2 separate regions of the Homo sapiens genome follow, and region 2 is linked to region 1. The links are chromatin loops, found by intact Hi-C in ENCODE. Cell type or tissue: Caco-2. All regions are shown on one strand. Each heading gives the region's core, and the rest is flanking DNA. Links, peaks and the distances in the headings are about the cores only. Region 1 overlaps LOC105370912 (a long non-coding RNA gene). Region 2 holds the start of CRABP1 (cellular retinoic acid binding protein 1).

Evidence for each region. A loop is a pair of places that touch in the nucleus more often than their neighbours do. Peaks named below come from ENCODE experiments on the same cell type or tissue, not always from the same donor. Only the 100,000 strongest peaks of a DNase experiment are listed, where the experiment ranks them.
Region 2: it touches region 1 in a loop (5-fold over the local background); 4 of 110 quality-filtered maps call a loop at or near these places.

What each region holds. Positions count from the first base shown.
Region 1 is chr15:78,409,639-78,420,331 of GRCh38, reverse strand. LOC105370912 (a long non-coding RNA gene) reads right to left here. Exons shown (of 4, transcript XR_932506.3): 4 at 8,980-10,693. Among named protein-coding and RNA genes, the nearest start is that of IREB2, 23 kb to the left of the region's middle. In Caco-2, for the core only: no CTCF peak of the experiment used is centred there; no DNase peak of the experiment used is centred there.
Region 2 is chr15:78,336,282-78,346,974 of GRCh38, reverse strand. CRABP1 (cellular retinoic acid binding protein 1) reads right to left here and starts at 6,622. Exons shown (of 4, transcript NM_004378.3): 1 at 6,477-6,622; 2 at 5,754-5,932; 3 at 3,363-3,476. The coding sequence starts at 6,546. RefSeq lists an enhancer at 6,444-7,072. In Caco-2, for the core only: no CTCF peak of the experiment used is centred there; a DNase peak (open chromatin) is centred at 6,676; H3K4me3 peaks cover 1,803 bases.

The DNA.
Region 1 (10,693 bases), core at 1,844-9,843:
TAACCTAGTGCTTTTTCTCTCTTAGTTTTAAAACTGCCTTTGGAAAATTATGACAGTAAGAGAAATCTGACATAGTTGACTCCATCTTGCTTCTGACTTCCAAGCTGTTCTTGGTCATTCCTGGGTATAAGTCAAGTTAACCTTGGGAAGAATTCATAGTTTAACTTGAAAGCAAAGATGATAATAGTCCCTTCCTAAAACTAACTCCCTCCTCGCTCAGGGACTGACAACAGCCTATGTCAGACTAATGAAAAGCCATAAGAGGCTAGGTGCAGTGGCTCACATCTGTAATCCCATCACTTTGGAAGGGGGGGAGGTGGGCAGATTACTTGGGGTCAGGAGTTCAAGACTAGCCTGGCCAACATGGTGAAACCCCATCTGTACTGAAAATACAAAAATTAGCTGGGCATGGTGGCACATGCCTGTAATCCCAGCTACTCAAGTAGGTTGAGGCAGGAGAATCGCTTGAACTAGGTAGTTGGAGGTTGCAGTGAGCCGAGATTGTGCCACTGTACTACAGCCTGAGCAAAAGAGCAAGATTCTGTCTCAAAAAATAATAATAATAATAATAAATTTTTTAAAAAAGCCATTAGAATATGGGAGGGGCTTGAACTCTGCTAGAATGTAGGGATAACTTCTATAATCCCTAAAACATGAGCAGTAATGCTCAGGGGTCACGTGGCCAGAGGTCACAAGACTTGTGACTTTCCTAATTGCTCCTATAGATAACATCACTATTGTAGAACCTAAGATTAGATTTTTTTGAGATGTTTTCCAGACTGACCCTACCTGGACTCGTGACTCATGACTCAACTGGTCCTGTGGCCCCACCCAGAGGCGGGCTCTGTGCATGAGGACTGCTTTCCACACCCTTGTAATTTCATCCCCAACTAATCAGCAGTACCCATTCCCTAGCCCCCTGCCCACTAAATTGTCCATTAAAACCCTAGGCCTCTGAGCCTTCAGGGAGACTGGTTTGAGTGATAACTCTAGTTCTCCTGTCTGGGTCAGCCTCGTGTCAGTTAACTTGCTCTACTCCAATGCCACAGTTCCAGTGAATTGATTTTGTCTGTGCAGCAGGCAGGAAGAACTCATCTGGTGATTGCAGTTTTAGGACCCAGAATACCTTTGTGTGTTCTTAAAACAAGAAGCTTTGTCCCTGGAAATGTAATGACTTGATCCTGACATTCAGAGAGAAGGGAGATTAACATAATGTTCATGGAAGGAATTGAAGTTTGGTTCCATAGCTCAGAGCATGCCACATCCCTCTCCTATGTTCTCCCTTTCCATGCCCTCGCCATCACCTCATGTGGGGCTGGATTTCCCTGGCCTCCTGACTCTATCTGTAACAGCCAGCTGAGCTTCCTGAGGCACCAAATTGATGACAGCCACTTTCCTGTTCAAAACCCCCAGTCTGTGCACAAAAGATCAAAGTCTAAACTCTAGCTCGGCTGGGCGCGGTGGCTCATGCCTGGAATCCCAGCACTTTGGGAGGCCAAGGGGGTGCTGATCACTCGAGGTGAGGAGTTCGAGACCAGCCTGGCCAACATGATAAAACCCCATCTCTACTAAAAATGCAAAATTTAACCTGGTGTGGTTGCGGGCGCCTATAATCCCAGCTACTCGGGAGGCTGAGGCACAAGAATCGCTTGAACCCAGGTGGCGGAGGTTGCAGTGAGCTGAGATGGTGCCACTGCACTCCAGCCTGGGTGACAGCAGGAGACTCAGTCTCTAAATAAATAAATAAATAAATAAATAAATAAATAAACTCTCCAGCTTGATATTTGAGCCCTCTCACCTTCCTGGATCTTCTGCGTCATCTCACTGAGTCATCTGCTTTCCAGGGGAAGCAGGCCCTGAGCTTCCCCACATCAGCCTCTGTTTCTGCTGTTCCACCCTCACCCCCCGTTCATCTCCCATGAATGCCACCCCCTTCCTCTCCAGCTAGGCAAACCCACCCATCCATCACCCTGCACCCTTTTTTTCCCTGAAATCTTCCCAATCTTTCACACCTCAATGTCACTGCTTCTCTCTCAACATGGGTGACATCATTATTGCAGCCTTCCTGACAGCTCTTCCGGCAGACCCATGGAAGGGCTCTTTCAAACCAGGCACTGCTGAGCAAAAGGGAGGCCGGGTTGGAAGGATTTGGCAGGGCTACTGAGGACCCTTCAGCACCACTGCCTCCCACTAGGCCCATCTCTTGAGGCCCTCCCCCAGCCTCTTGGCCTTTGAACTTTCAGAGCCCTGCCCTACACATTCTGCCTGCTCTTTGTCACCCCATTCCCCGAGCTCAATCTTTCATAATGTAAGCATCTATCTCCCAGCACCGGGTATATCTGTAGTATTGAACTTTTTTTTTTTTTGAGGCAGGGTCTCGCTCTGTCACTCAGGCTGCAGTGCAATAGTGTGATCTCAGCTCACTGCAGCCTCTGCCTCCTGAGTTCAAGCAATTCTCCCACCTCAGCTTCCTGAGTAGATGGGACTACAGTCATGTGCTACCACTCCCAGCTAATTTTTGTATTTTTAGTAGAGACGGGGTTTTGTCATGTTGCCCAGGCTGGTTTTGAACTCCTGATCTCAAGTGATCTGCCTGCCTCAGCCTCCCCAAGTGCTGGGATTGAGGCATGAGCCACTGCACCCAGCTGCGTTGAACATTTTCTATTTTTCATACAATTCAGCCCAAAACATAAGCCCACTACTGTATCTGGTACTCAGCTGAAGAAGCTGCTGTCTATCTATGCTGGAGGAAGAGCTGGCTGTATTGATCTTATTCAAAGATATTTTTGTCATGCAATAATGCAATATATAGAAAACCTAGAGGATTTTCAAGGTCATTTTGACTAAATAGGATTTTTACTTTAAATGCTGACTTTAGAACCTATGCCTGTATAAGATGTGGCTCTGCTATGCAGAGTTTGTGAGATTATTAGGAAGTATGACTCCATTTGGAAAAATAGCTGCTCTGAATAGGTAGAGACCTTTGCAAACTGTCTCTGAATCCTAGGATGTCTTCTCCTGTAGGGCATGAGCCTTGGGAGGAAGCTGGGAGCTGATTCAACTGATGCGACAGTGTTCTGACCCCTTTTTGTCAAATGAAGCAAGTGAGGCCTGAAGGAAATAATGTATACAGTGGTCCATTTCCAAGAAAATGTGCCTTAAATCAGCTTAGGTTAGCAAACTACATAAGAAACAGGATATACTAGGCCCCTGCTTGGATAGCCGATGCCTGCTTGTTGTGCGCAGCCCCCTCACCACCCCCTGCCGCCTTAGTTGCCCTCACCCGAACCAAAGAAGTTTAGTCTAAAATGAAAGTTTATTAGTCTGCAAAATAGCTTGCTTTGTCTGTTCTTATCAGCCTGCCCAGCTACGTAGGTCGTAAGTCAAACACTTAAAGAGCCCCTGAGCTAACTAGGATTGCGATGCATTGTGGGCTGCAGCAAAATGCAGCAAGACAACCCTAAAGAAAACACCTAAAGCCCCTATCCAACAACCAATAGACGACGTCCAGGAAGATTGTGACCCCACAGTACTCAAGCCTATGAGGAACAGGGGAAGGGACCTGCTCACTAGGGTATAAATTGCTTGTTAAAACTGTGCTGGGTGTGTCTGCCCATCAGACACCCAATCTTGCAAGACTATCATTAAAAGTCTCACTTTTGCTGATCTCCAGGTCTCCGAGTTCATTCTTTGGGTTTGGACAGGTAAGTTTGTTTCTCACAAGGCCCAGAGAAAGGAAGCGACTTATCGGAAAGTCTGAAGGAGAAGACAGCAGGTGAGACCCAGCTTGGCAAATTGTCACAATCAGGACACCACCATGATCAGATACCACGACTGCTGCTGCTAGCTGAAGAGTCACTCTGTGCCTGCCACCATCTATACTAGTTAATGCCTCATGCTCTGCTTCTTAATACACATAAAGCGTGTGACTGGACACTGGAATTCTCAAGGGCCACTGAAAAATCAGCAGACCCAGCAGAAGTATGGCCTCCTCCTCACCTTCCGTGCAAGCCCATCTGATATGCTGAGCCCAAATCACACCACAAATCCTGCTACAGGGGAGTCTGGGAAATACAGATCTGAGCTTTCCAGCTTCCTCAGTGGAGGAAGGAACACAAGGAGAATGAAATTGATGCTGAGCACCAATTCATCATTATAAACTTGTTTCTGTTAAACAATTAGCTGCAGTAGATTCAGATTCAAGTGTCTACAAATCAAAACCCCTGTCCCACACAGGTTCTGTCTCTGGTGAGAGTGTCCCTTCTCACTTCCTCCAGGAGATGCCTGTTCCATTGTGTGACAGACTGTCTATGAAGATGTTTTCTTTTATGTTGAGCTGAAACCTGTGCTCATCTGGTTCTCACCTGTCCCAACTTTGCTTTCTGGGACCAAACAGAATGCATCGACTCCTGTTTCCTTTTAACTGCCCTTTGGCGATCCGAAGATGGTGATAGTAATGTTCCCCATACTGTTCAGCAGCGCTGAAAACACTGGTTTCCAAATGAAAAAGCACTGAGGCAAGCCAGGCACCAGTGTAAAGGTGAAGAGAGTTGTGGCATTAAAGAGATGACAAGGGCAACCATTCATTGTCTTCCACTGAGGGGAGAATATATTCACCTTGTCTTAACAAAGGTAAAAACCACAGCCAATCCACAACTCCCAGGCTACTAAGAGGCTGTAGAAACCAATTAATTCAAAATGCATTATATACCATGCGCTAAATTGGTCACCAGAGGGAGTCTAGGTATAACAGGATCTTTGGCTAGAACCATCATTATGACAGTTTGTATTTGGAGAGCTTTTTCCTTCTCTCATCCAAAGGAGTCCCAGCACCTTGCCACCACCACCTGTCTCATTAATGAACACACTATCTCAAGTGAGCGAGGCAGGTGGCCAGTCTCATTATCTCACTTTTTAAAGAAGGGCACCTAGAGGTCAAGTGACTTTTGTTTCACAGCACGCTAATTAAAACCTTCTGTAGCTGTTATTCGCAAGTTCATGGGCTCCTTAAAAGCTTTGTCAGTGATTTCAAAAGCCTATTTCACTTACTGACTGCTTTAACACTCCCATTAAGAAGTGAAGTGAAAAACAAACCAAAAAAGAGCAGTTTTGTTTTCATTCTGGTTATGTATGAATATGTCAAAGGATTTGGTTAAAAAAATTAACTGCCTACTGAGGCAGGATTTATTCATTCACAATCTTGCTGGTTTCTCACTTTGAGTAAATATTATGGACTATACAAAGACCAAGACCTTGGCCCCAAGCAATTACATTTATGGACTATAATTAAATGTTATGAACTATAAAAAATCAGGACCTTGGCCCCAAGAAATTACAGGTGGGAAGGCTATAGGGGTGGGCTAGAGGAGGATAAAGCCATTTTTGGCTGGGGTGATATGGAAATGCTTCGTAAAGAGATGGCAAAGGATGGGGGAAAAAACAAAGAAAGCAGTGGGCATTCATTCCCTACTGTGGGGCATCCTGGGCACCTGGCCAAGGCGTGCTGGATGCCCAGTTCTTGTCCTGCCTCCTGCTCTGCTCCCCAGGCTCTCACAGATTCTGGTGCATCCCACCATCTTTCCAGCAAATTCCATTTTGGCTTAAGCCAGCCTGAGTCTCTGGGCGGTACCAATGAGTGAACAAAGTCCTGGAGGAGGAGAAGACCAGGACTTTCAGTGGATTGGACAGAGTAGATTTGCAATGGTAAGGTGTGAACTGCCAAATCTTCTTCCAGATGGTTCCAAGTACCAAACTCACATTTTAAAAGTGTGCTGCCATCATATAAAATGTGACCATTGGAGGAAGCTGGGTAGAGGGTACATAGGATCTCTCTGTATTTGTTTGGCAACTTTCTGTGAGTATAATTACAGCAGGTCCTCAGGTAATGTCATTTTGTTCATTGTTGCTCCATTTTGTTTCATTATAATGTTGATGAGAAAAAAATGGATTCCTGGCTGGGGTCACTGTCTATAGGGAGTTTGCACATTCTTCTATATCTGCCCGGGTTTTTTCTCTACTTTCTCTGGCTTCCTCCCACATCCCAAATATGTGCACATGAGGTGAATTGGCATGTCTACATTGTCTCAGGACGAGTGTGTGTGTGTGTGCGTTTGTGCGTGCACACACCCTGCGATGAGATGGTGTCCTGTCCAGGGTGGGTTCCTACCTTGCACCCTGAGGGGCCAGGATAGACTCTGGCTGCCTGTCACCCTGAACTGGAATAAGCAGGTTGGAAAATTAATGCATGAATAAATTAAAATTATTTTAAAATAAAAATTTGGCTGGGTGCGGTGGGTCATGCCTGTAATCCCAGCACTTTGGGAGGCTGAGGCGGGTGGGTCACGAGATCAGGAATTCAAGACCAGCCTGGCCAACGTATTGAAACCCCGTCTCTACTAAAAATACAAAAATTAGCTAGGCACGGTGGCGGACATCTGTAATTCCAGCTACTTGGGAGGCTGAGGCAGGAGAATTGCTTGAACCTGGGAGGTGGAGGTTGCAGTGAGCCAAGATTGAGCCACTGCACTCCAGCCTGGGTGACAGAGCAAGACTCTGTCTTGGGAAACAAATAATAGTAAATAAATAAATAAATAAATAAATAATAAAAATTCATGAAGTGTATGATAATCATCCAGAAGTTCAGCAGTATACACTGCAGTACAAAAGTGCTCAGCAAGCTCTCTGGATCTGAGATTGTTTTGGAACTCCAACTCCATGGTGGTAGGAGGTGCTCCTTACAATGTTGACTTTGCAAACATTTGTTCCTTGATTTTATTTTTTAACATTTTTTATTTATTTATTTTTATTTATTTATTTTGAGACAGAGTCTCTCTCTGTTGCCCAGGCTGGAGGGCAGTGGCATCATCTCAGCTCACCGCAGCCTCTGCCTCCTGGGTTCAAGCAATTCTCATGCCTGAGCCTCCCAAGTAGCTGGGATTACAGGCATGAGCCACCACACCCAGCTAATTTTTGTATTTTTAGTAGAAACGGGGTCTTGCCATGTTGGCCAGGTTGGTCTTAAACTCTTGACCCCAGGTGATCCACCCACCTCGGCCTCCCAAAGTGCTGGGATTACAGGGGTAAACCACAGCGCCTGGCCTTTTCCTTGATTTAACCCATCACTATGACGGCTGTCACACACTGATTCGCCAAAAATGGGGTAATTGCCTACTTTTTTTTATTACTCTTTGTTAAATGCATGTATAGCTCACATTTATTTTGATGTTTAATATTATAAGTGTTTTGGGTCTTTATTTAGAAGTTTGGTGATATTTTAATGACCAGAAATGTGCCATAAGAACTTAACTCTTATTTCTATCAATTAGCCTGTAGTGGCTGGGCTTGGTGGCTCACACCTGTAATCCTAGCACTTGGGGAGGCTGAGGCAGGCAGATTGCTTGAGACCAGCCTGGGCAACATGGTGAAACCCTGTCTCTAAAAAAAAAACAAAAATTAGCTTATAGTAAAATTGGTTTTCTTATACATCATTTCACTAAAGTCATGGGTTACAAAAACCTATTGACAACATTAAGTGAGAACTCACTGTATTTTTAAAAAGGTTTTTTGGGGTTGAGGGAAGGCTGAGGCAGGAGGATCACCTGAGCCCAAGAGTTCAAGTACAAACTGGGCAACATGGTGAGACCCCCCCCCCCACTCTACTAAAAATAAAAACTTAGCCAGGCATGGTGGTGCCTGGAGACCCAGCTACTTGAGAGGCTGATGTGGGATGACAGAACAGGTGAGGATGTGAGAAATTGCCTCCTGGATCCACTACTGCCTGAAGTTTACTCTTACAAACTGCTGGGATGTGATGTGTGGGTGTGTTGGCCCCAACTAAAAAGGCCAGGGGAGAGGTGAAGGGACAAAGATGGTGTCTTCGTCCTTTTGAACTGTCATAACAAAATACTATAAATGAGTAGTTTAAACAACAGATTAACAAACGTATTTCTTTTCCTTTCTTTCTCTCTATTTTTTTTTTTTTTTTGAGACAGGATCTTGCTCTGTTGCCCAGGCTGGAATGCAGTGATGTGATCTCAGCTCACAGCAACCTCTGCCTCCCTGGCCCAAGCAAACCTCCCACCTCAGCCTCCTGATTAGCTAGGACCACAGGCCCAAGCCACCACATCTGGCTAATTTGTGTGTGTGTGTCTTTAATAGAGATGGAGTCTCACTATGATGCCCGGGCTGGTCTTGAACTCCTGAACTCAAGCATTCTCCCTACCTCAGCCTCCCGAAGTGCTGGGATTACAGGCATGAGCCACCTTGCCTGGCCAGAAATGTATTTCTCTCCGCTCTGGAGATTGGGAAGCCCAACATGAAGGCGTTGGCATATTCAGTGTCTAGTGAGAGCTCATCCTCTGGTTCATGGATGGCGACTTCTCACTGTGTCCTCACATGAATGACAGGGACAAGGCAACTCTCTGGGGCCTCTTTATAAGGGCACAAGTCCCACTTATAATCCTTCTATATCACCACATTAGTGATTAGGTTTCAACATCAGAATTTTGGAGCAATAAAACATTAGCATAGCAGATGGGAAGAACAATAATCAGATGAATGGATAAATGGCTGCTCACCGGTCATGCATGAGACACTGAGCCAGGGGCCACGTGTGGATTTCATTTAATCCTCACATCAACCCTTCCTGGCAGGGAATATCATCTGCCTCTACAGATGGAGAAAAGAAGCAAAGTGACTTGTCTTAGCTAGTAGGTAGCAGAGGTATGATGAATGTACAGGTCTGTTGGCTAAAAGCCAGTACCGCGGCCACCAGGCACTGCTCCACCCCAACCTGCACCTCCAGCCCCTCCTCAACTCTAGGGGCACAGACTATTTCCCCTCAAGGTACTAAAAAGTCTTCACATTACCTCATTATACCCTATCCTGTTTCGTTTTGTTTTTTCATCTGTAGCTGTTTGATTTACAAAACAAAAGCAGGAAGCCACTCAAATATCCATAAACAGATGAATGAATATACAATGACATTTTACAGCAGAGTGTATTTATCAGCAATGTAAAAAGAATGAACAATTCATATGTCTACACTGATAATATCAAAATAAGCATGATGACAGAGCACCCAGGGATTATAAGAGGAAACACTTTATTACATCAGTCCAAAAATTCCAGAAAGTGGAAATTACTCTATTGTACAGCAAAGTAAATCAGTGGTTATCTGGAAGGCAGAGAGAAAGACTTTATAAAAGGCTCCAGGTAAATGTAAAGGTGATAGATAAGTTCATTATTGTGACTCTGATGATGGTTTCATGGGATTACATGAAACACAAGACTTATACTACAGCTTAAATATGTGAAGTTTATTGGATGTCATTTATACCTTTTATTTTATTTTGTTTTTGAGATGGAGTCTCACTCTGTCGCCCCAGCTGGAGTGCAGTGGCACAGTCTCCGCTCACTGCAACCTCTGCCTCCCAGACTCAAGTGATCCTTCCCATCTCAGCCTCCCGAGTAGCTGGGACTACAGGCACATGCCACCAAGACTGGCTAATCCTATCCTGTTTTAAGTGAAATTGCCCCTGCCCCATGCTCCTGGCCACAGCTGATTGAATTTGGTGTGGTCGCCGCACCTGAGGGCCAGCAGTCCACAGCTGTCTACCACTGGTGCAATACCGCGGTGCTGGACCCACTGGCATGTATGTTACTAATTTTGATGAATCTTGCCAAATTGCTTTCCACAGAGCTTGCACCACTGGATACCTCCGCTTCCCTATGCCCTTTGATAACCATCTGTTATCAGGATTATTTTTCTTTTTTTTTTGAGATGAGGTCTTACTCTGTCACCCAGGCTGGAGTGGGATCATAGCTCACTGTAGCCTCGACCACCTGGGCTCAGGTAATCCTCCTGCCTTAGCCTCCCAAGTAGCTGGGAAAACAGGCACACACCACCGTGGCTGGCAGATTTTTTTTTTTTTTTTTTTGAGACAGAGTCTCGCTGGAGTCAGGATGGAGTGCAGTGGCGCGATCTCGGCTCACTGCAAGCTCCGCCTCTCGGGTTCACGCCGTTCTCCCGCCTCAGCCTCCCGAGTAGCTGGAACTACAGGCACCCGCCACCACACCCGGCTAATTTTTTGTATTTTTAGTAGAGACGGGCTTTCACCGTGTTAGCCATGATGGTCTCCATCTCCTGACCTCGTGATCCACCTGCCTCGACCTCCCAAAGTGCTGGGATTACAGGTGTAAGCCACTGTGCCCGGCTGCTAATTTATTATTATTTTTTTTTTTTTGTAGAGAAGGGGGTCTTACTATGTTACCCAGACTAGTCTCGAACTCCTGGCCTCAAGTGATCCTCCTGCCTTGGCCTCCCAAAGTGCTGGGATTACAGGTGTGAGCCACTGGCCAGGATTTTTTTTTTTTTTTTGAGACGGAGTCTCGCTCTGTCACCCAGGCTGGAGTGCAGTGGCGCGATTTTGGCTCACTGCAAGCTCCGCCTCCTGGGTTCACACCATTCTCCTGCCTCGGCCTCCCGAGTAGCTGGGACTACAGGTGCCTGCCACTATGCCCGGCTAATTTTTTGTATTTTTAGTAGAGACGGGATTTCACCGTGTTAGCCAGGATTGTCTCGATCTCCTGACCTCGTGATCTGCCCACCTCGGCCTCCCAAAGTGCTGGGATTACAGGCATGAGCCACCGCGCCTGGCCAGGATTTTATTTTTTTAAGAGGGTCTTGCTATGC
Region 2 (10,693 bases), core at 1,895-9,894, 73 kb after region 1:
ACAGAAATTCCCCAGTCTGTAAACCTGATGTGAGTATGTTTGTTTGCAAATGTACATTTATGTGCCAGAAGGTCCTTATCTTTCAGATTCTTAAAGTGGCCTGAAATTACAGAGATGTTAAAACCACTAAACGAGGCATTTAGCTATCCTAGGATCTTTATATTCTTACCCTGCCATCTTAGTTGGTCACGAGATGCTCTCAGAGAACATATGCTAAAACATTATCCTGACACGTGTGCTTCAGGGAAATAGTTCAAGTCCTTAGTGACTGAGGAAGCAGATGCCCATCACTAGCTTCTTTTCTTTTTGAGACGGCCTTACTCTGTCACCCAGGCTGGAGTGCAATGGTGTGATGTCAGCTCACTGCAACCTCTGCCTCCCAGGTTCAAGTGATTCTCCTGCCTCAGCCTCCCAAGTAGCTGGGATTACAGGCATACACCACCATGCCCAGCTAATTTTTGGGTATTTTTAGTAGAGATGGGGTTTTACCTTGTTGGCCAGGCTGGTCTCGAACTCCTGACTTCAAGTGATCCACCTGCCTCAGCCTCCCAAAGTGTTGGGATTACAAGCGTGAGCCACTGCACCCAGCCACTAGCTTTTCATGCTAGGGATCTCCTGACCAGACTGGCAGTTATACCCACTCCTGGACACCTTTGTCCTAGCCTCTTCTCTATTGGGAAGAAATGCAGGTGATTCTGCATGCTAGGGGGTGTGGGGCTTGACTTTCCCACCGTAAGTCTACCTCGCAGATGTCTGGACGCCTCAGAACCATGTTAATTTTCCATAATTCTTTGAGTTCTACAGCCATGGATTGTCAAATGGCTGCCAGCATTTGGGTATTGAACGCTGTACCCTGGAGAAACTATTCTCACTAGCTGACAGCTCTCCCCAGCTAACAAATAGCTTCATGACATGAGAAGAAATCGCCGCATTTCCAACCACATTTGAAGCGCCCTTCTCAGCCTGCAAACTATGCTTAGAGGTTCCCGACAGAAACTCTCTGTAGAATATTCCAGAGTGGTTTGTGGGAGTATACTCAGTTTTCAAAGGAAGGCAACTTATAGCCTGGGGGCAATTTACTGTTGGCGCTGGGAGAGCTTATTTCAACTTAACTAGAATAATTGCCTCTTGTTATATAGAGACTGCATCTCTCTGCGTTTTAGATTTATTAATGATAATAACCCTTGAAACAAAAGCCCACATTTCAGATCCAAAATGCCAAGAGTTAATACTCCCTTTCCCTTTGAGTCTTGTATATATGTTTGCTGTGCCAGGGAAGAATGCAGGGATAGAACTGAAGTTGGGAGGAGGGAGGATTTGAAAGTGATGGGGTCCATCTAGCAGAATTTGGCCTGTGACTCCAGCTGCTCGTATACTACAGAGGTTAATAAAATCACTCTTTCTCAGAGCAAACCGATCCTACTGAACCCTCAGCTACATTCTAAAACTCTAAAATCATCTCCCTCTGCTGTCTCTGGTACCAGTAAACCATATACGCCTTTTCTCCTAAATTTCCATGTCTCAGCCTCAAATTGCTCCCCCAAGCCCAGCAAGTATCCTTTCCCTGGAAACAATATTAACCAGGTTGCAAATTAAGCCAGTCCTTTCTCTGTGAAAGGAGAAAGCATGTTAAATCATACCAGGGAAGGACAAGAGGAGAGAGAGAAAGATCAAGCAGTCTCATTTCAAGTAATAGCTCAATTTAGGGTCTTCTTGCAGAATAAACATGTAATTTCAAGGCTGAGAGGGACCTCAGGGATCAGACTTCAGCTTAACCCCTCATTGTATAGCAAGGGGAAGAGCTTGGGAAGGGAAGGCCTATGCTCAGGTCACACTGCAAGTCCTTTCCTAGCACCCTTCAGCAGGCAGTCTCCTATTCACAACATTTCAAGGTGACATTCACTAAGATGGAGCAGAGATTAACAAAATACCTAATGGAGAACAAAGGATATAATTTCCTGGTTACCCAAAACAGCTTTCCCTTTTCTGGTCTGGAAGAAAAGGGTGGTTGCAAAACCCTTAATTAGTTTTTTTGTTTTTTTTTTTGTTTTTAATTTTGAGACAGGGTCTCAGCTCTGTTGCCCAGGCTAGAGTGCAGTGGCATGATCACAGTTCACTGCAGCCTCAAACTCCTGGGCTCAAGTGATCCTCCCACTTCAGCCTCCGAGTAGCTGAGACTACAAGCATGTGCCACCACACTCAGCTAATTTTTTTTTTTTTTTTTTGTAGAGATAGGGGTCTCACTATGTTGCCCAGGCTGTTCTCAAACTCCTGGGCTCAGCCTCCCAAAGTGCTGGGATTACAGGTGTGAGCCACCAATCCCAGCCCAGTTTTGTAACACAAAGGGAGAGCGAGGGGGATTGTTCTGCCCTCAGCCTTCCTTTGTTCTCTACCTAAAAAAAGGGGAGGAAGTGTGTGCTTAAATTATAGAGGTTTCTAATTTGGCCTCACTAGGTAAGTTTTGTTTGGCTAGGAGCAGGTGTTTAAAATGTTTTCGTCTGAATACTTTTTTTTTTTTAGAGACAGAGTCTCTGTCGCCCAGGCTGGAGTGCAGTGGTGCCATCTCAGCTCACTGCAACCTCCGCCTCCTGGGTTCAAGTGAATCTCCTGCCTCAGCTTCCCGAGTAGCTGGGATTACAGGCATATGCCACCACGCCCGGCTAATTTTGTATTTTTAGTAGAGACGGGGTTTCTCCATATTGATCAGGCTGGTCTCAAACTTGCAACCTCAGGTGATCCACCCGCTTTGGCCCCCCAGAATGCTGGGATCTGAATACTTTTAAGGAAAAGCCTATCTTTTTTAGTTCTACAGGGGCTCATCTCTCCACACTGTGTTATACTCAGACACTTCCCAAATTAGCATTCATTGCCTGGCTCCCAAAGGCCATTGGAGTTTGCAAATCACAGCTAAAAATGTTCTCTAAGGTTCTGAGTGCTGATGTGATAAAAATTACTGAAACCTTTTCCAGCCAGCAAAAGGGGGAATGAGAATGAAAAAAAATCCCTTCTGCCATGTGAGCGTGGGGACCTCATAGAGCCTAAGCATTCCAAGCCTGATGAGAGGGGAGCTTGGCTTAAAGCATGTCACCGCCACTGGGATGTATTAGTGTGGATAGTGGCAGGCACTCCAGCCTGTCTCCAGCCCCTATTCCATCCTCTGAGCCACTCCTCTTTCCTGCCAACCATTTAACAATGATTTCCTCTGACCTGAACTGTCATCTCGGGTTTTCTGCTCTAATTTTAATCCAGGGCAAATGGTGTCTTTCTCTGAACGGCCGAGTGAGGAGGACATATTTGTGGGGCCCATCTGGGGCCCCCTCTGGGGGAACTTCAGGATTATTTCAGGGTCAAGGGTTCCCTACCAGGATAAGTTCATCGTTGGCCAGCTCACGGGTCCAGTAGGTTTTGGGGCCGTCCCCTTCAAGAAGAGTTTGCGTGCAGTGGATCTTGTTCTCATTCTCCCAAGTGGCTAAACTCTGCAGGCGGGAAAACCATTAGTGACATTAATTAGAGTCTCAGCAGCGGGAGCAGGGACAACAATGAGCATTGAAAAATAATTGCTCTGCAGAGAATCAACACATGGTCCCTGTCAGCAGGCCACAGATTCTTCTCCGCTGAGCCTTATAAAGTCCAAATTCAGAGTGCTGGTCACAGATTTTATGGGGTATAAATACACCTTGTATAACACACACACACACTCACAAGCACACACAAACAATCTCTTACTGAAGCAGCGAGGCCTTAGGCATGCTTTACATCTCTAGGAATAAAATTTAGAGCATGAAATGATTCATTTATATAAAAATTAGCTAACCCTTCAAACAATTTGGATTTTATTTATTTTTATTCATTTTTTTTTTGAGATGGAGTCTCGCTCTGTTGCCCAGGCTGGAGTGCAGTGGCACAATCTTGGCTCCTTACAACCTCCACCTCCCAGGTTCAAGCAATTCTCCTGTCTCAGCCTCCTGAGTAGCTGGGATGACAGGTGCCTGCCACCACGCCCAGCTAATTTTTTTGGTATATTTAGTACAGATGGGGTTTCACCAGGCTGGTCTCGAACTCCTGACCTCAGGTGAACATAATTTGGATTTTAAAAGCAAGAACCTTCACATCAGAACCACAAGATTTGACAACAGTTAAGACACCAAGTTTGTAACCACATCTGTCATCAGCCTATCAGGAGCACGATTCCCTGCATGGATTTTGGGATAGGAACGTCCTTTCTGTTCACTCCTCATCAGATTTAGTGCACCCCTGCACTGATAAACCTCGGTGTCTTTGGCTCTGAGGGTTAAAATGCTGCCACTTTCCCGGTTACATCCCTTTAGAAAAAATTTAAAAAGCAAATCAATCTGAAGGCTCTTCATGCTTTTGGAGGTGGGAGGCAAAAGGAGGGATTTCCTGAAGTTTTTCCCCAGTGTCTGCACAAAGCTAAGTGTGGTACAGCTGGGCTGGGGGGTGGGCCAGAGCTGAATGTGCACATAATCAGTTTTTAACTAACACATGGGACACATTCATTAGGCAAGGTGTGGGGGGATGGGGGGTGCATAAAGCCCCACTCTCCCGGCTGTTGTGTGAACCTTTAATTTTTTTTTTTTAAATCAGAATTACCCTTCCTGGCAGTAGCCAACATTGGATGTCCCCAGACTGAGCCCTGCCTATTGCCAAGCCTCCTCTCTTAGACTCCCAGCCCTTCACTCTATGCTGTCCTGCTCTTTGTTTCTGCAGTGCAGTTTAGGCTTCAGATCCCACCCCCTCCAAGCGTGGAGATCATTTCCAGGCTATGACAATTCTGGAGCCAAAGATTGCCTCCTAGATCAGCCTGCTTCTGGGGGGCTTTGTTTCTTTGTCCTTCCAAGCCCGGTGCTCAGAGAGTCCCATTCCGAGATCAGACCAGGCACTGCTCAGGAAAGGTGAAAGAAACAATTTCCCACTCTCTGGAATGTTACGACTTTTTTCTTTAAAAAAAAAAAATTGGAGAAGGGGAGGGAGACATTCTGTCACTTTTTAAATAAGTGGTAGCACCGGTGATTATTTTTCCATCTGGTTAACCAAATGCAATTTTTGCCCATGCAAAAAACGAATGTACAACCCCTTGCTTCAATCCACCGGTTCATCCCTGGGCCGATGCATGGAGAAATAAAAAAAAACTCTTGCCCTTGAGGACTAAGAGAGGGCAACTAGTCCATTTTCCCAGCCAGAACCTGCCTTGCTTTTGGAAAGACTCCGCCGTTCCTTTAAGGAACCAGGCCGAAGGCGGGAAGGGAGAGGTGACGGGGCCATCGGGACTGCTAAAACTGTATCCAGAGCGTACCCAGGCGGCCCAGGGACCCGGGCGGGCGCGGGGGATACGGCGGGAAAGGAATGCAAGAGCTGCGGCTTCACCTGCGACAGAGAACCTGGCGGCTCCTGCAACCTCCTCCTCCTCCTGCGCCGCCTGCGCTTGGCGCTGCAAACCGCTGCAAAAGCCACTGCTGGGAACGCGGCGCAACCCAGAGCCCGCTCTTTAAGCGCGGCTGTTAGCACCCCGGGAGGCAGCGTAGGGATGGGGTTGAGATGGAATGAAGGTAATACTTTGTCTTGAGCCAGGGGCAACTAGGATGCACAAACCCCCTCTGCAAACAGCCAGTGTACACACCCTGCAAGGAAGGCGCGCCACAGGCTGCAAAGGGAGACACAGGTTCCTCCAGCAGCAGTGGGCCATGGGCACCGAGCGGGGACACGGGGACGCTGTAGTGGCTCTGGGGCCTCACCCTGCACTTGCGTCCGTCCACGGTCTCCTCCTCAAAGCCTTCTCCGACCTTGAAGTTGATCTCAGTGGTGCGCACCGTGGTGGATGTCTTGATGTAGAACTGATCCCCGTCCTGGCGGATCTCCACGTGCGGCTTGGACGCAGCCGCTACGGCCACTTTCCTCAGCATGGCGTTCACACCTGCGCAGGGTGCACCACAGGCTTGGGTCACGGGGCCTCGCCGCCAGTCTCGGGACCGGTCGGGCACTGGTCATACCCTAACTTTAGAAAGGGGCCTTAAAATTGATCCACTCGTTTCCCTGCCCTCGCCCTTGTTTTCGAGATGAGAGACTGAGGCACAGAGAGGGTAAGTGACTTTCCTCGAGTTGCACAGTGAATTCGTGGCAGAGCCTGGTCCCAAATTTGAGTCTCCAAATTTAAGTCCCTGATCCTCCTTGCTCTCCAGTAATCTCTCCTCGCTATGATCTAGCACGAGATAAAGTCCGCACCATCGAGGAGGGCGCCAAACATTCAGCAAACGTTCGCTGAACGCGTGGGTTCCGGGATCTCTACCAGCTTCTCCGAGACCCGGTGCGCCTGGGAGACAAGGCGATCTATTGCCCCGGGGACTCCCTCCTGCCTGGGCTCCCCAACTTCCACCCCCTCCAGGACCGGGGCACTTCCGGGACCAGGGCACCTCCGGGCCGCATCTCCCCGTCGGGGCGCGCCCTCTGCACCAGCTTACCCAGTGCCTTGAGCAGCTCGTCGAAATTCTCGCTGCTGCGCATCTTCCAGGTGCCGGCGAAGTTGGGCATGGTGGCGGTGGCGGCGGCGGCAGGTACGGACAGCGGCGGCGCAGCGGGCACACTCTGAGCTCGCAAGGCGGAGACTGGCGCTTTGCGCCCAGCGCTGCGCGCCTTGAGTCACTAGGAGAGCGCCCCCAACCCCGCCGGGCTTCTGGCCCCGCCCCGCCGGCCCTGCCCCCGCTCCCCCGCAGCCCCTACTCGGTATGCGCTCAACTCCCAGCCCAGTTGTGCCTCAGCCTCCAGAGGTGCGGGCACCCGCTCTCCAACTGGGGAGCCTCCACCTCCCTCAGGACACCCACATCCCGCTTTAAAATGGGTGGTGGGAGAGGGTTAGCTGAAACAAGATGGGCTTGGAGGGGATAACTGTTGAAGCTGGGCGGTGTGGACTTGGGTTATGATTCTACTTTTCTCTCTACTTTTGAATATGTTTGAAAATATCCATAACATAAACTTAAAGTGGATAGCGAGCGGGGCCATCAGGGGATGGGACCCACTCTTTTTTCACCTCCGGTCGTACCTACTGGGTGTGCCCAGATGGTGTCCCTTCCCTCCCAGTCCGGGATCCTATTCTGAAACCCTCTCCCCGCATCCCCACGCCCCCCACAGGACCCATGGGGAGTGAGTGGCAGGAAACCGCAACCCCCATCAACACCAGCTTGGGCACTGAGGCGCGAATCCACGAGCTGCGGGTCCTCCGCGTTCCGAGTGCAGGAGGGGGCCAGACCTTTGTCAGGGCTCAGGACAAACTGTGGGTCGAGAGGCATGGACTGAATCAGCTCCAGAATCTGGGCTAGGTGCGGCCTGTTTTGCAAAAGCGTGAGGCTTTGCACTCTTCGGGCAGGCTGTGAGGGCCAAGGGGAGGAAGTCTTCTCCCTTTGCTCCCAAATAACCTAAACATCACGACCTAAAGTCCCCTCGGTGTTTCCACTAAGGGAGTACAAACACTTCACTATTACCCTTGTAGCTCTTCTCTGTACATTTTCCTTCCAGCTTTTTCCCACTATTTTACCATCTGCACACCTCAGCCAAACTGTACAATTCAGGATTCTAGAACGTGCCATGCATTTTATTATCTCTAAGTTTTTGCCCATGCCATGGCTTCTTCCTTGAATGCCCCTTTCCTCATCGGGTTAATCAAATCTTGCCCATTCACGAAAGCCCATCTTTATGCTCTCTCTTTTGTGAAATTCAGTTTCCTAATAAACTGTGATTATTTTTCTCTGAATTGACAGGATTCTTGTCCGGTCCTGCTCTTGTTCAAGTCTTCGCTCTGCTATAAACTGAACTCCTGGAGGGCAGTGATCGTTTATCCACTTGTCCTCCCTTCCTAAGGCTTAGCCAGGTGGGGCTCGATAACTGTGCATTGATTTGAGGAGGATGTGAGTGGTGGCCTGGGGTGAAGATTCCCCCAGGACCTTGGGGAATCTGTGCTGAGTGCCTACTGAACAGGGCCCTGGAAACTTCTGGAGGTGGCTGGGGCTGGGTTGCTGCCAGGAGGCTCCGAGGATCTGTCTAAGAAAGCAGCTGAGGACAGGAGAGGGGAGTGGGGCCATCACCAGCTGGAAAGGGGCATGGGCAGGGCCGGCATTCTGGACGTGCCGTCTGTGCAGTCACACAGGGCCATGCACTTAGAAGGGCCTGATAGTTAGATTGGAAAATGGAAAAGCAGGAATGCTCTGCTATTGCCAGCTTGAACGTCAGAATACTTTTTGTTTGTTTGTTTGTTTTGAGACAGAGTCTCGCTCTGTTGCCCGAGCTGGAGTGCAGTGGCGCAATCTTGGCTCACTGCAACCTCTGCCTCCTGGGTTTAAATGATTCTCCTGGCTCAGCCTCCCAAGTAGCTGGGACTACAGGTGTGTGCTACTATGCCCAGCTAATTTTTTGTATTTTTAGTAGAGACAGGGTTTCACTGTGTTAGCCAGGATAGTCTCGATCTCCTGACCTCGTGATCCGCCCTCCTCGGCCTCCCAAAGTGCTGGGATTACAGGCATGAGCCACCGTGCCTGGCCCCATAATACTTTTTGAACAAGGAGTCCTGAATTTTTATTTTGCACTGGGATCTGCAAATTAAGTAGCAGGTCCTGGATGTGGGAGGCAAGGGATGGAGCTGCCATAGAATCAAACCCACTTCACAGAGGGTTGAGTGCCTCTCCAGTGAAGGGGCAAAACAGGAGTGCCATCCAGCTAATGCAGGCCTCTGCCCCCATCCAACACTCTTCCCTAAGAAGGCTTCAGCCATCTAAAGGGCAGGGCTGGGGAGGGACTGGGGCAGGAGGCTGGAGGAGGGCAGCAATGTTGGAGCAGCATCCTAGTTTACAGCCCAGAGAGACCTTGTGAGGATAGTCAGAGGGCCGTGGATGAGGCACAAAGGTGACAGAGAGCTCTTGCAGCAAAGGCATTGGATGGACAAAGAGGGAAGAGGGAAAGAAGAAGGTGAGGGAGGGAGTCAGAGAGAGAATGGGGCAAGAGGGGCCAGATGAAGGTGTCCACTCCAAAAGTTGGCCATACTGGGACAGGACAGTGGTGTCGTTCTGCAGGCACAAAACAAGGGCGGGAGCAGGGTCCAGGAGTGAGGAGGGCACAGCCAGTTCAGCCATAGAGTGGAAGATGATCCCAGAGTCCTTGTGAGCCCACTCTCCTTGTTTTTAAGACAGGGTCTGGCTCTGTCGCCAGTGCTGGAGTGCCCTGGTGCCATCTTGGGTCACTGTAACCTTGCCTCCCGGGCTCAAGCAATCCTCCTGCCTCAGCCTCCCAAGTAGCTGGGATTACAGGCATGCACCACCGTGCCTGGCTAATTTTTGTATTTTTAGTAGAGACAGGGGTTTGCCATGTTGCCCAGGATGGTCTCGAACTCCTGAGCTCAACCAGTTTGTCCACCTCAGCCTCCCAAAGTGCTAGGATTACAGGCATGAGCACCCAGCCTGCTGTCCTTGTTAATGGAAGTTTAGAGGTGACCAGAGCAGACAGGAGGGGCCAGGACTTCTCAGAAGACCCAAATCTCATCAGGTGGCACATGGAAATGGGAGGGCAGGCTGCTATCACCTTCCTGGCTACTGGGGAAACCCCAGAGTCAAGAGGGCCACAAAAACACCACCACCATGGCTGGGCACGGTGGCTCACACCTGTAATCCCAGCACTTAGGGAGGCTGAGGCAGGCGAATCACCTGAGGTCAGGAGTTCGAGATCAGCCTGGCCAACATGGTGAAAACCCATCTCTACTAAAAATACAAAATTAGTCGAACATGGTGGTGCGCCCCTGTAGTCCCAGCTACTCAGGAAGCTGAGTGAGGAGGATCACTTGAACCCAGGAGTCCCAGGTTGTAGTGAGCAGAGATCGCACCACTGCACTCCAGCCTGGGCAACAGAGTGAGATTCCGTCTCAAAAAGAAACAAACAAACCAACAAATAAACAAACAAAGAAAGCCACCACCATCGTGGTGTTTCTGTGGATCCAGAGCAGGCCCCCTGCTGGGCAGAGACCCGGCTCTTGGCCCGGGTCTTCAAACAGATGGGCAGAACCACCTGAAATGCTCTGACCTCCCTGTCTTCTCTCCTTCTCTTCTTTTACCCTTCCATTCGCTAACCTTTGCTGACCATCTCTGTGAGCCAGGAACTGGGTGCACCTCTGAGGATAGTGACCACTCAAGATCCAGGTCCTGTCTTGAAGGTTCACTGTTTACACAGGAGGAAATAACCTAGAAACTCTGTGATCACCACACGGGCTAATAGTGCCTGAGGGGCAGGTACTGAGCCCAGCCTGGGTTGAACCTTAGGAGTGGATCCAGAGGGGCTGTGAGAGTGAGGGAGTACAGTCAGAAGAACAACACGTGCAGGGACAGGGTTATGTGTTTGGGAACCACATATCTTTTGGCCTGGCTGGAGTGCATACCTTGAAGGGAGCAAGGTAGGAGGTAAGACAAGAGATGAGCTGAAGGCACTCTCCTAAGGACAAAGGGTCATGAATGCAGCGTTCCCAGGTGGCCACATAGAAGGATTTAAGCAGAGATGAGCCATGGTCCTACTGCATATTTGGAAAGTTGCCACCACCACAGCGTGGAGAATGAATGAGAGGAGACAAGTATATTACCAGGGATGCAGGGAGGAGGATTTTGCCCTGAACTAGGCAACCAGCGGTGATGTCGGCAGTGGGTTAGAC